Linked DNA regions of Homo sapiens: region 2 is linked to region 1. A link is an interaction called in ENCODE POLR2A ChIA-PET data of the cell type or tissue named here. Cell type or tissue: GM12878. All regions are shown on one strand. Each heading gives the region's core, and the rest is flanking DNA. Links, peaks and the distances in the headings are about the cores only.

The links. ChIA-PET counts read pairs that join two places held together with the same protein. Peaks named below come from ENCODE experiments on the same cell type or tissue, not always from the same donor. Only the 100,000 strongest peaks of a DNase experiment are listed, where the experiment ranks them.
Region 2: POLR2A ChIA-PET joins it to region 1 with 7 read pairs; 3 of 35 experiments call an interaction of 5 or more read pairs at or near these places.

Annotation. Positions count from the first base shown.
Region 1 is chr10:74,789,047-74,793,433 of GRCh38, forward strand. No RefSeq gene overlaps it. Among named protein-coding and RNA genes, the nearest start is that of KAT6B, 35 kb to the right of the region's middle. In GM12878, for the core only: no CTCF peak of the experiment used is centred there; no DNase peak of the experiment used is centred there.
Region 2 is chr10:74,998,858-75,003,244 of GRCh38, forward strand. All of the region lies in intron 13 of KAT6B (lysine acetyltransferase 6B), which reads left to right. Among named protein-coding and RNA genes, the nearest start is that of SNORD172, 21 kb to the right of the region's middle. In GM12878, for the core only: a CTCF peak has its summit at 737 (motif pointing right); DNase peaks (open chromatin) are centred at 2,059 and 2,341; H3K4me3 peaks cover 1,294 bases; H3K27ac peaks cover 1,964 bases.

The DNA.
Region 1 (4,387 bases), core at 104-4,103:
TGAACCCCTGGCCTCAAGTGATCCACCTGCCCTGGCCTCCCAAAGTGCTGGGACTGCATGCCTGCAATTTATGTATGCCCAGACTAGTCTGGGCAACATAGTGAGACCCTATCTCTACAAAAAATTTAAAAATTAGCTGGGCATGGTGGCATGTGCACCCAGTCAAAAAAAAATTTTTTTAATCACTGAATTTGAAGATAGGTCAATTGAGATTATCCAGTCTCTCTTTCCAGAACAAAAAGAAAAAAGGTGAAAATAAGGAACAGAATCTCAGAGACCTGTGGGAAACCTTTAAACATACCAATGATGCATAACAACAAGGGGAGGAGAGAGAGAAAAATAGATAAATAAATTTGAATCCATAATGGCCAAAAATTTCCAAAATTTGCTAAGAGAAACCAATCTACATATCCAGGAAGCTCAAAAACTAACAGTAAGGTAAATTCAAAAGGATACAAAATGTAGACATATAATAATCAAACTGCTGGAAGTCAAAGACAAAAAGAAAATCTGGGCCAGGCATGGTGGCTCATGCCTGTAATCCCAGCACTTTGGGAGGCCAAGGCGGGCGGATCACCTGAGGTCGGGAGTTCGAGACCAGCCTGATCAACATGGAGAAACCCCGTCTCTACTAAAAATACAAAATTACCCGGGCTTGGTGACACATACCTGTAATCCCGGCTACTCGGGAGGCTGAGGCAGGAGAGTCGCTTGAACTCGGGAGGCGGAGGTTGTGGTGAGCTGAGATCATGTCATTGCACTCCAGCCAGGGCAACAAGAGTGAAACTCCGTCTCAAAAAAAAAAAAAAAAAAAAAAAAAAGAAAGAAAGAAAGAAAGAAAAAAGAAAAGAAAATCTGGAAAGCAGCAAGACAGAAGCAACTCATCACATACAAGAGATCTTCAATAAAATTAACAGCTAATTTATCAGAAATCATAGAGGCAGCCAGGTACAGTGCCTCATGCCTGTAATCCCAGCACTTTGGCAGGGCAAGGCAGGAGGATTGCCTGAGTCCAGGAGTTCAAGACCAGCCTGGGCAACATAGTGAGACCTTGTCTCTACAAAAAATAATTTTTAAAAATTAGCATGCACCTTTAGTCCCAGCTACTCAGGAGGCTGAGGTGGGGGGATTGCTTGAGCCCGGGAGGTCAAGGCTCCAGTGAACTGAGATTACACCACTGCACTCCAGCTTGGATGACAGAGCGAGACTCTGTCTCAAAAACAAAACAAAACGAAACAAAACAAGAAAACAGGCCAAACATGGTGGCTCACACCTGTAATCCCAGCACTTTGGGAGGCTGAGATGGGCAGATCACCTGAGGTCAGGAGTTTGAGACCAGCCTGGCCAACATGGTGAAACCCTGTCTCTACTAAAAATACAAAGATTAGCCGGGCATGGTGATGCACGCCTGTAATCCCAGCTACTTGGGAGGCTGAGGTAGGAGAATTGCTTGAACCTGGGAGGCAGAGGTTGCAGTGAGCCAAGATTGTGCCACTGCACTCCAGCCTGGGTGACAGAGTGAGACTCTGTCTCAAAAAAAAAAAAAAAGGAAAAGAAAAGAAATTATAGAGGCTCAAAAGGCAGTGGGGCAAAAACTGGCAACCAAAGTTTCTACATCCAGCAAAGCAATTCTTTAAAAATTAAGGGCCGGAGCCAGGCATGATGGCTCAGGCCTATAAACCCAGCACTTTGGGAGATTTAGGTGGGCAGATTGCTGGAGCTCAGGAGTTGGAGACCAGCCTGGGCAACATGGGTGAAGCCCCGTCTTACTTTATTAAAAAAAAAAAAAATTAAGGGTTAGATGTGGTTGCTGACACCTATAATCCCAGCACTTTGGAAGGCCAAGGCAGGAGGTTTGTTTAAGCCCAGGAGTTCAAGACTAGTCTAGTTAACATAGATGAGACCCTATCTCTACAAACAAGTTAAAAATTAGCTAGGCGTGGTGGCATGCATCTGTAGTCCCAGCATCTTCGTAGGCTGAGGTGGGAAGATATTTGAACCGAAGAGGTTGGGGCTGCAGTGAACCATGATAAGGAGAACTAAACAGAAATTTGCACACCAATAGTCATAGCAGCATTATTTACGATAGCCGAAAGGTGGAAACAACCAGAGTGTCTATCAACAGACAAATGGACCAACAAAATGTGATATATTAATATACTGGAATATTATTCAGCTGTAAAAATGAATGAAATTCTGAGACATGCTACAACATGGATGAACCTTGAGAACATTATGCTAAGGGAAGTAAGCCAGTCACAAAAAGACAAATACTGTCCACTTTATGGGGTACCTAAAGTAGTTAAATTCATAGAGATAGAAAGTAGAATGGGGTTGCCAGGGCTCAGAGGAGAGAGAACTAGGAAGCTAATCTTTAATGGGCATGGGGTTTTTAATTAGAGAAGATGAAAAATTTCTAGAGATGGAAGGCAGTGATGGTAGCACAACAATGTGAACGTACTCAGTGCCCCAGAACTGTACATTTAAAACTGGTTGAAATGAAGCATACAAATATGCACTTAGAAGACACAAGACCTGGCTGGGCCTGGTGGCTCATACCTGTAATCCCAGCACTTTGGGAGGCCGAAGCCAGCAGATCATGAAGTCAGGAGTTCAAGATCAGCCTGGCCAACATGGTGAAACCCTGTCTCTACTAAAAAAAAAATACACACACACGAAGACACAAGACCGCTCAGCGTGATGACCTATGCCTGTAATCCCAGCACTTTAGGAGGTGGAGGCAGGTGGATCACTTGAAGGAGCTCAAGACCAGCCTGACCAACATGGTGAAACCCCATCTCTACTAAAAATACAAAATTAGCCGGGCGTGGTGGCTCACGCCTGTAATCCCAGCACTTTGGGAGGCAGAGGCGGGTGGATCACCTGAGATCGGGAGTTCGAGACCAGCCTGACCAACATAGAGTAACCCGGTCTCTACTAAAAATACAAAATTAGGTGGGCATGGTGGTGCATGCCTGTAATCCCAGCTACTCAGGAGGCTGAGGCAGGAGAATCACTTGAACCCGGGAGGCGGAAGTTGTGGTATGCCAAGATCAAACCATTGCACTCCAGCCTGGGCAATAAGAACGAAACTCGGTCTCAAAAAAAAAAAAAAAAAAAGGCCAGTCACCGTGACTCACACCTGTAATCCCAGCACTTTGAGAGGCCAAGGCAGGGAAATCACTTGAGGCCAGTTCAGTACCAGCCTAGCCAACATGGTGAAACCCCATCTCTACTAAAAATACAAAAAATTAGCCAAGTATGGTGGCATGCACCTGTAGTCCCAGCTACTTAGGAGGCTAAGGCACAAGAATTGGTTGAACCTGGGAGGCAGAGGTTGCAGTGAACCAAGATCATGTCACTGTACTCCAGCCTGAATGACAGAGACTCTGCTCAAAAAAAAAAAGAAAGAAAGAAAGAAAGAAGAAATAGATAAAAACAACAAATGTTTAAAGGTTAAAATGGTAAATTTTCTGTTATGTGTATTTTACCACAACAAGAAAAGATAAAATGTTAAATAAAAAGAGCAACTAAAGAGAATTTAACTCTAGCACATCCATTTTTCAGGCTGAAATGAAAGAACAGGTGACACTAACTCAAATCCACATGAAGTGGAGAGCATTGGAAAAGGTAACTAAATAAAGGCAAATATAAAAGACAGTATAGATGTATGTTTTGTTTGTGACTCTTTTTCTCTCCTGTCTTACTTCAGACAACTGCATAAAGCACTAATATAAAACATGAAATATATATTGAGGGTCATATATTCTATAAACATGCATTTGCTTGGCAATAATAGTACAAAGAAGGTTGAGGGAATGGTCCTTTGTAGGAGCAAGTTTTGTACACTATTGAAATTAAATTGGCATGGTTCCAAATTGTATTGTTTTAAGATGTTAATGGCAACCACTAAGAAAATAACTAAAAATATATAGTAAAAGAATGACAATGCAATAACTATAGTATACTAGAAAATATTTACTTAACAGAAAAGAAGGCAGTAATGGAGTATTAAATAAGACTTAAAATGTATTAAAAATAGCAAAATGGCAGATATATATCCTATGTTATCTGTAATTAAATGTAAATGGACTAAACACTTCAATCAATAGGCAGAGATTTTCAGAATGGATTTTAAAAATAAAACTACATGCTATTTACAAGAGACAAAATTCAGATTCAAAGACACAGATAGAGTTAAAAGAACAGAGATGGTCCAAGTGTGGTGGTTCATGCCTGTAATCCCAGCACTTTGGGAGGCCAAGACAGGCAGATTGCTTGAGCCCAGGAGTTCAAGACCAGCCTGGGCAACATGATGAAACCCTGTCTCTACAAAAAATACAAAAATTGGCCAGGCAAAATGGTGTGTGCCTGTAGTCTTAGTAGT
Region 2 (4,387 bases), core at 118-4,117, 210 kb after region 1:
GTCAAGGCTTCAGTGAACTATGATTGCACCACTGCACTCCAACCTGGGCAATAGAACCAGACCCTGTTTCTTAAAAAAAATTATCTGGGAATTTGTAATGCTTGTGATAAGCAAGTGGCTTTCAAAATTATATATGTAATATGTTCTCAATTATGTAAAAAATATGCAAAGCAAAACAAATACATTTCTAGATGACCTCTGGAATTAGAATTACAGATACTTTTTATTTTCTTATTTATACTTTTTGCTGTAACTAAAAAGAAAAGAGGCCAGAGTCAATGGAGGCCTGACAGTGAGGATGCATGGAAAAGAGGCAGGTCCTGTTCGTTCCGTAGCAGGAGCATGCCTGGTGCAGAGTGGTGCTCAGAAAATACTGGTATTTATTGAATGCATAACTGAGCTTGGAGAGATAGTGAGCGCAGCTTTATGTAGCTTTCACTGTGCGTTTGGATGTCTACGTGCACTTTGCACAGACTCCAGAGCTCAGCAGGGGGTCTGCATTAGAGGGAGCAGCTGGGAGTCGTGGACATGCGGTGGTAGCTGAAACCATGGATGTGGGTGAGGGCAACCAGGGGGAAGTGTATAGGGAAACAGGGCTGAGGGTGGAGTGCTTGGAGTGTTAACATCTAAGGGACTAATAAAGAATGAGGAGCTCGCCAAGGAAATTTGCAAAGGGCCCAGAAGTCAGAAGAAAATTGGGAGATAATGGTGTTAGGAAAACCAGAAGAGGTCAGTATTTCAACAGTAACAGTCACAATAATCATCATAGCTGCCACTTCTAGAGCCCTTGCTATGTGTCAGGCACTGTTACCGGAATTACACACATTTACTCACTTAGTCCTCACGGAGACCCTATGGGGTAGGTTACTGTGACCATCTCTCTTCTGGGACGAGACACTAAGAGACTTGTCTAAGATCATCCCCCAGAGATTCAGTGCCCCAGAGAGAAAGTCATAAGAAGTATTCTTTGGACAACTGTATATTAAGTGCGATTAAAAGTAGATTCAAAAAGCTTTTGACTGTTTTATTCTGTTTGGTTGGGCGTAGCGTCTCACGCCTGTAATCCCAGCACTTTGGGAGTCTGAGGTAGGTGGACCACTTGAGGTCAGGAGTTCAAGACCAGCCTGGCCAACATGGTGAAACCCCATTTCTACTAAAAATACAAAAATATGGATGTGGTGGCATGTGCCTGTAGTCCCAGCTACTCAAGAGGCTGAGATAGGAGAATCACTTGAACCTGGGAAGCAGAGGTTGCAGTGAGCTGAGATCACCCCACTGCACTCCAGCCTGGGCGACAGAGCAAGACTCTGTCTTTTTTTTTTTTTCTTTTTTTAAAACAAAGCAAAACAAAACAAAACAAAAGCTTGACTGTCAAGGGCTGGGGACACAGGAACCTAGTTGTCTTTATTTTTAAGCTGGAGAGCCTGGAGCATGTGTATGTACATCAGTAGGGAAAAGAAAGAGCAGCGCTGATGGAAAAAATCGAGGGGAAAACAAAAAGCAACATCCAGGCAGGTGGTTTATTACAAAGTCTGATCTGGCATTTGATGAAATTCAACATTCTCTCCTAACTAAAATACTTAAACCTACTAACTAGAACTATAAGGGTTCTAAATCTCAGATTAACTTTTTCTTTTTTATCGGGGGCAGACGGACGTGTAACTAACGCTATAAAGGGTAAAGGACAGCTGGATCCAAGTCTACAGACTTACGTCTATAGTTTTTAGAGACCAGATAAACTTGCCATTAATATTAATTAATGGCAAGTTCGTCAGTTAAGTTAAATATCAGTTAATTGTACATTCAGGCATTTCTAAAATTAGTATGTTTGTGGAATAATCATAAAAATGTGTCAGCAGTTTCAATTTTTGGCTTTCTTTATTCAGTATTAAAATATTGGGCAGTCCTTCATGGAACAAGGCTGTAACTATAGGAAGCAGAAGTGATTGAATGAATTAGGCATTCACTTCGGGGAATTCCCTTTGCTGGCTCTTCATATGTTGAGGGTTTCACCTTAGCTTTTGTGAGGTCCGTGTGCTATTTAAAAACTGAGTCTATAATTAATCAGCGCTGCTAGAAGATGGTGCAAATGGCCCAGTTTTGTGCCTCCAGGTTATGAATTTGGCTCTTGTCTTCAGTGTGGTTTGCAGCGTCCTTCTACATGTCCCCTTTTTTAGAAATGATACTCCCCTCCACCCCTGCCCCCCACACACATATACAGCCAACCGGATTTAAGGAAAGCAGGAACTACAATAAACTTTTGAGGAAAGATGCTTTAGGGTATGATTTAGTACCTTAGTTCCTTTCTCACTTGAGTATTAATCAGTGTGGTTTTCTGCACCGTCGTTCTTTCCTCCTCTGGTTTAATGACAGAGATTTCTTCTTTAGGTGCCACAACCACCCACGTCCGTAGAGATCCCCGGGCTTGTTTCTCCTTTAGCCTCTGAATAGTTCTTGGCTGATTTCTTGAGGAAGCACCGCATTGGAAGAGAAAAGCATCTTCTCTTTGGTTTCCTGCTCCCTGCTTCTCTGCCCTTTTAAGTCCATAAAGCGAATTAGGAAGAAAGCCACATACTTCATTTCTACCCAGGGGGGTATCATGTCAGGAGGCTAATCATATCCACTCTCTCAGAGAGAAAGCTGCTTCTTCCCAGAATCTTAGATGCAAGCTACTGGTTTAAATGTTGTATTATATGATGGCTAAATACAGAAGTACGTGTCATAGTAGTTCAGGTTGCCAGCTACTACTAGTTTTCACAGTCTGCCTTCAGTGGGCTATTTTGTTTAAAAGAGCTTCCACTTACAAGCTTTTCAAAATACAATTTAAGTGAAACTTAAGAGTGTTTTTAAGTAGAGACTAAGTGGTTTCATCCTACCTGAAAATTGCCTTCTTGAAATAAATGTTTGATACCCACTGGCCTATCTCCTCTGGAAAACAGGAGTTTTCATTTAGAAGTCCAGTTGGTTGGATTCCAGTAAGCCGTTTCACCTGACTGTATTACGCCCCCTGGAACCAGGGCTGTGCAGGAGCCACCGGCTTCTCCCAGAGGGCAGGGTGAGCACAGTATCAGGGCACATGGCTTACCCTCAGGAGCTGCATCCCAGCCTCAAGGCCCTGGTGAGAAACTGTGCTCTCCAGCAAGGGTCTCTGGCCGTCTCTGCACCGTGTGGTCAGCTTAGGGCTGTGCCTCCCAAGACAGGACCTGAGGATGGGTATGGGTAGCAGAGATATTGCTCCCTTTGCTCCTGGGTGTCCAGAGCTCCAGTGCCTGTCACCTCACCTCTAGCAGCCTCAGGAGCTGTGTAAATTCTGTCATATACATGATGAGGGAGATCATGAAGCACTCACTTGAATCATAAAGTCTGTCTGGGGGAGGCTGCAGAGTAAATATTCCACTTTCCCCACTTACAGGCCCCACAAACAAGCCTCAGAAATGTGTTTGGAGGGACCATGACAGCATCTCTTAGGGACTTGTGTTATTTAGTTTTCTCTCTCTCTCTCTTTTTAGTGGCACTAACCAAAAAAAAAAAACAACAACAAACTAGGCTAAGCAAGTGCAGAGTCATTTATAAACTTGCATAGGTCTTTTATATACAGTCATTTATCATTTAAAAACTGAGATTCATTTTGAGAAATGCACCATTAGGCAACTTCATTGTCGTGTGAACATCATAGTGTATGTACTTAGACAGACCTAAGTCGAAGTCTATAGGTTACTACACACCTAGGCTATGTGGCATAGCTGATTGCTCCTAGGTGACCAACCTGGACAGCAGTTACTGTACTGGATACCGTAGGTGTTAGTGGTTGTAACATAATGGTATTTTTGTATCTAAACATATCTAAATATAGAAAAGGTACAGTAAAAATATGCTGTTATAATCTTATGGGACTACCATTGAATATGTGGTCCATCGTTGACCTAAACATCATTATGTGGTGCATGACTGTATTTATTGTTGATTGCCCATGTCTTTCACCAAAAGTAAGCTTCATGAGAGTGTGGACTTTGCTCTTTGCTGCATTCTGATCTTCTAGAAGAGCCTGGCGCTTAGTAGGTTCTTATTAATTGTTGAACAAATGTTAAATTAATTATGACGGGAAGAACTTTTAAAATGTGCTTTCCCTTCTAGTGTGTGATTCTTAGGGACAATTTTATTTTATTAGAACATAAACCATCAGCACTGGTTTACTTACTTCCAAATGATGCTAGGTATGCCCTGTCTTCTTTCGAGGTCTGGTACTTTTGCTGAAATGCAGCCTCTATCTTAAGATCATTTCAGTTGCATCAGAAAGAAGATGTCACTGCCTGCTCTAAACCTTGGGCGGAGAAAGCAGAGCTGTGACATAATCCACATTTGTACATAGCAGGTTGAAGAGACACTT